Linked DNA regions of Homo sapiens: region 2 is linked to region 1. Evidence: read pairs that join two places in POLR2A ChIA-PET (ENCODE). Cell type or tissue: K562. All regions are shown on one strand.

Region 1 (2,500 bases):
TTTTCTTTATGTCTTTACCTGTTGAATGAACTCTGTGAAATGCTTCTACTGCCTTTGCGTTATTAAAACAAAATCACGTACTGACTTGACTGCGTCTTCGTACACTATGTCTCTGCTCTTCAGATGCATACATTTGTTCAGCAGATGCTTGAGTGCCCACCCTGTGCTTGGGGTTGGAGGGAGTGGTGGACAGGGCCATAAAAGAACATGATCAGGAAAGATCCCACCTCCCAGGAAGATGAACCCTGTATGGGTGAAGGAAAACCTGGTACTTGAGGTCTCTGAATCCCCAGAGGGAGGAGGGAGTGATTCCAGTGGGGATAGAGGTGGGGTCAAGAAAAAGGTGAGTTTGGATGTGGCCTGGGCTATGTCCTGGAGACAACTGGCCACACAGAACCTTGACCTGAGTCATGCTCCCCAGAGTCAGTTTTGTACATCACAGTTTACAAAGTACCCTCACACATGCCACCCTACCCATCCTTACCATCCTTACAGAGACTGGGGAGGTGCAGGGCCTGGCCAGAACAGGAGCCAGACCTGATGCTGGTCTCTGAAGACACCCTACTCCCCACAGGACTGAGGCCTTTCTCTGCAGGTCACGGGTTTGAAGGTGGCTAGCTTCTCAAAGAAGCCCCATCCCTTCACATCTCCATTGCTGCTGTAACAAAGGTCCCCACCTGATCACCCTGGGGGCTATGTTTGGCTTGTAGGCCTGCCAGGATGGAGGGGCATGCTGGGATGGAGGGGCATGCTGAAATGGAGATGCTGAGGACACTGAAGGGGCCTTCCACAGGGGAGGTCAGCATGCACTTGGTGGCCGGAGACAGCCCCGGTTCTGGTCCTCACCTGCCCGCAACTGCCTTCATCATTCCAGGTGAGTCAAGCTAGGGTAGGAGTCTGGGAAGGAAGAGCATCTCTGTACCTGCTCAAGCAAGTGTGGATCCTGGAGAGGGGATGACCGTTTTCACTGTCCTCCACCTGCCTTCCTTCACATGCCTACACATGCATGGCCGGATTGAGGTAGGGCCACTAGACTCACCTGTGTCGTGTCTATTTGTATATCTGTTTACAGCCAGTTCGGCCACCCTCGGCCTGCCCAGCAGTGCCCTGGATGTGTCTTGCTTTCCCCGGGAGCCAATCCATGTGGGTGCCCCGGAGCAAGTGGCCGGCTGCGAACCAGTTTCTGCCACCGTCCTGCCGCAGCTTAGCGCCGGGCCGGCCAGCTCCAGCACCAGCACAGTGCGGCTTCTGGAATGGACAGAGGCCGCGGCCCCGCCCCCAGGGGGCGGCCTGCGGGTCAGTGTCTGTGGGGATTGGCTAAGCCTCGTAAACCGCAGCCATGGGGCGGGGCTTGCAGGCCCGGAGGCTGGACCTGAGACGGAAGTGGGGGAAGCTGGCTCAGATGATGGGCCCTAGGGGTGGGCTTTGAGTGAGGGACTCTCGGGGCGTGGCTTGAGTTGAAGCACTCCTAGGCCCTGGGGACTATGGGGGCGTGGCTTGGAGTGAGGCACTCTGGGACTGGGCCTGTGGGTGTCTGGGGGCGTGGCTTAGACTGGGGCACCCTGAGTGGGCCTGTGTTAGTTTGGGGGCGTGGCTTAGAGTGGGGTACCGTGGGACTGGGCCTGTGGGAGCCTGGGGGCGTGGCTTAGAGTGGGGCACCCTGGGACTGGACCCCGCAGGTGCTTGGGGGCGTAGCCTGGAGTGAGGGTTTGGCTGGTGTAGCTTGGAGTGAGGCCCCCTGGCGTGGAGTCTTGAGGCCTGCTGAGGGCGTGAGCTGGCATGAGGCGAAGAGAGGGCCATGGCACCGACTCCGAGATGGGTCAAGGACCCGTACGGGAGTCGCAATCCTCAGACCCTCCCGCGCTCCAGTTCCGGATAAGCGAGTATAAGCCGCTGAACATGGCGGGAGTGGAGCAGCCCCCGAGCCCCGAGCTGCGGCAGGAAGGCGTGACCGAATACGAAGATGGCGGGGCCCCGGCGGGAGATGGCGAGGCGGGCCCCCAACAGGCGGGTAGGAGCCCCGCTCCCCAGGCCCTGAGCTGGGCCCTGTGCGGGTGGGGCGAGGCCTGAGCCCCAGAAGGTTCGGGGGCGGGGCCCGGGGTGGTCCTGGGGTGGAGAAGGCTGGAGGAGGCCATCCGATGCGGAGATGGACCGAGGCGGAGGCAGGGCCTGAGGGGGCGTGGGCGGAGCCTGAGTGTGGCTGCGATGGGGAGGGAGGCCTGAGGCCCATTTGGCCCCCGCAGAGGACCACCCCCAGAATCCTCCAGAAGATCCCAATCAGGACCCCCCAGAGGATGATAGCACCTGTCAGTGCCAGGCGTGCGGGCCTCACCAAGCCGCGGGTCCAGATCTTGGTTCCTCTAATGATGGCTGCCCTCAGCTGTTCCAGGAGCGGTAAGGGGAGGAGGTCGCAGCCCTACTTGCTCTACCTTCAGCCCCCAAAGCCTCATTCCTGTTCAGGGGTTAGGAGAGGGGCTGGGTGGTGCAGGGCGGGTGGTTC
Region 2 (2,500 bases), 160 kb after region 1:
CGTGGTACCCAATAGGTAGTTTTTTTTTTTTTAAGGCAGTCTCTCTCTGTTGCCCAGGCTGTAGTGCAGTGGTGTGATCTCAGCTCACTGCAACCTCTGCCTCCTGGGTTCAAGCGATTCTCCTACCTCAGCCTCTCAAGTAGCTGGGATTACAGGCACGTGCCACCACGCCTGGTAAATTTTTGTATTTTTAGTAGAGACAAGGTTTCTACTTGTCTCTACTAAAATGTTCACCAGGCTGATCTTGAACTCCTGACCTCAGGTGATCTTCCCACTTCAGCCTCCTGAAGTGCTGGGATTACAGGCGTGAGCCACTGCACCCAGCCCCAATAGGTAGTTTTTTGATCCTCATCCTCCTCCCACCCTCCACCCTCCTCCCACCCTCCACCCTCAAGTAGGCCCTGGTCTCCTTGTTCCCTTCTTCGTGTCCATGTGTATTCAGTGTTTGGCTCTTACTTATAGATGAGAATATGCGGTATTTGGTTTTCTGTTCCTGTGTTTGCTTAGGATAATATGTTTTGCCTGTTCTTGAATCTTCTATAAATGAAATCATACGGTTACATTCTTTGCGTCTGGCTTTTGCTCAGCATTGTGTTGGGTGATTCAGTAACTTGTCCTTTTCTATCACTGGATAGTAGTCCATTGTATGGGTATACCACACAGCGTTTCACCTGTTGATGGATGTTTGGACTGTTTGCAGTTTTTGGCTATCGTGTATAGCGCTACCTTGAAGATTCTTGCATAAGTCTTTTTGCAAATACATGTTTCCCTTTCTTTTGGGAAGATAGGTATGGTCATGGGGTAGGTGTATGTTTAGTTTTACAGAAACTGCCTTTTTCTTAATGGATTGTACCATTTTAGACTTCTACTGGCCTTTTTATTTTACCTCAGTTTTTCTTAGTGTCTTCAGTTCTTCAGTGTTTTTTGTTTTGTTTTGTTTTCAACCCATAGTTAACATCATAGATGTCTTTAATTTTAGGATTGGGTTTTTTTTTTTGTATTGTATTATTTGTATTGCTTTTGTTTTTTGTTTTTAAATAGAGAAGAGGGTCTTGCTATGTTGCCCAGGCTGGTCTCCTGGGCTCAAGCAATCTTCCTGCCTTGGCCTCCCAAAGTGTTGGGATTACAGGCAGAAGCCACCATGACTAGCTTGTTTTGTTTTTTCTAAAACTTGCTGTGTGAGTGGTAAACTCCTTTTAAATCATGAAAGATGTTTTTCCAGATGCGTGCTAAGCAAACCTTTTCTGCTCATCCTGTTGTGGACCAGGGACTATATTTGGCTCTTGTGGGCTTAGAAGAATAAACAAGACCAAGTTCCTACCCCAGAGCAGATTTCTCTCTGGAATGGAGAGATAAGACCGTGTGCAGGTCCCTGGAATGTGCTGTGGTCATCCGCGGCACCGGTAGGATCAGTGTCTGTTGGTGCTCACTGTTGTAGCTCTGGGCACCTGCTAATTGTAAGATGAGTGGATGGCAAGTACCTTTAGAAGGAGAGATTACTGCTGCCTGAAGAGGTTAAGGAAACTTATGTGGAGAAAGTGACCTTTGAGCTAAGGATGAGGATTTGGAAATTTAGCAGTGAGGGAAGACCTACAGTGTGCAAAAAGTGGGTAAGTCAGATCAGGAAAGGGGCTATAGGTGGAGAAAAGCCAGTACAGGAGGCCAGTTTGGTGGGAGGGAAGGGTCCTTGAAGGGGAGAAATGGTTGACGGAGATGGCCGCCCGGCCACCCCTACTGGGAAGTGAGGAGCCCCTCTGCCTGGCCAGCCGCCCCGACTGGGAGGGAGGTGGGGGGGTCAGCCCCCTGCCTGGCCAGCCACCCCGTCCGGGAGGTGAGGGGCGCCTCTGCCCGGCCGCCCCTACTGGGAAGTGAGGAGCCCCTCTGCCCGGCCACCACCCCGTCTGGGAGGTGTACCCAACAGCTCATTGAGAACGGGCCATGATGACAATGGCAGTTTTGTGGAATAGAAAGAGGGGAAAGGTGGGGAAAAGATTGAGAAATCGGATGGTTGCCGTGTCTGTGTAGAAAGAGGTAGACATGGGAGACTTTTCATTTTGTTCTGTACTAAGAAAAATTCTTCTGCCTTGGGATCCTGTTGATCTATGATCTTACCCCCAACCCTGTGCTCTCTGAAACGTGCTGTGTCCACTCAGGGTTAAATGGATTAAGGGCGGTGCAAGATGTGCTTTGTTAAACAGACGCTTGAAGGCAGCATGCTCGTTAAGAGTCATCACCACTCCCTAATCTCAAGTACCCAGGGACACAAACACTGCGGAAGGCCGCAGGGTCCTCTGCCTAGGAAAACCAGAGACCTTTGTTTACTTGTTTATCTGCTGACCTTCCCTCCACTATTGTCCTGTGACCCTGCCAAATCCCCCTCTGCGAGAAACACCCAAGAATGATCAATAAAAAAATAAATAAAGAAAGAAAGAAAGAAAGAAAAAAAAAAAAAAAGAAAGGATACACTGGGGCTGATTCCTCGAGGGCCTTGAATGTTGGG

Evidence for each region. ChIA-PET counts read pairs that join two places held together with the same protein. Peaks named below come from ENCODE experiments on the same cell type or tissue, not always from the same donor. Only the 100,000 strongest peaks of a DNase experiment are listed, where the experiment ranks them.
Region 2: POLR2A ChIA-PET joins it to region 1 with 5 read pairs; 4 of 35 experiments call an interaction of 5 or more read pairs at or near these places.

Annotation. Positions count from the first base shown.
Region 1 is chr20:43,512,766-43,515,265 of GRCh38, forward strand. L3MBTL1 (L3MBTL histone methyl-lysine binding protein 1) reads left to right here. Exons shown (of 22, transcript NM_001377303.1): 2 at 711-874; 3 at 1,073-1,296; 4 at 1,870-2,011; 5 at 2,244-2,394. The coding sequence starts at 739. Among named protein-coding and RNA genes, the nearest start is that of L3MBTL1, 6.3 kb to the left of the region's middle. RefSeq lists a silencer at 2,009-2,098. In K562, a CTCF peak has its summit at 1,774; DNase peaks (open chromatin) are centred at 1,466 and 2,044; H3K4me3 peaks cover 1,422 bases.
Region 2 is chr20:43,675,893-43,678,392 of GRCh38, forward strand. All of the region lies in intron 2 of MYBL2 (MYB proto-oncogene like 2), which reads left to right. Among named protein-coding and RNA genes, the nearest start is that of MYBL2, 10 kb to the left of the region's middle. RefSeq lists an enhancer at 2,018-2,500. In K562, no CTCF peak of the experiment used is centred here; a DNase peak (open chromatin) is centred at 1,349.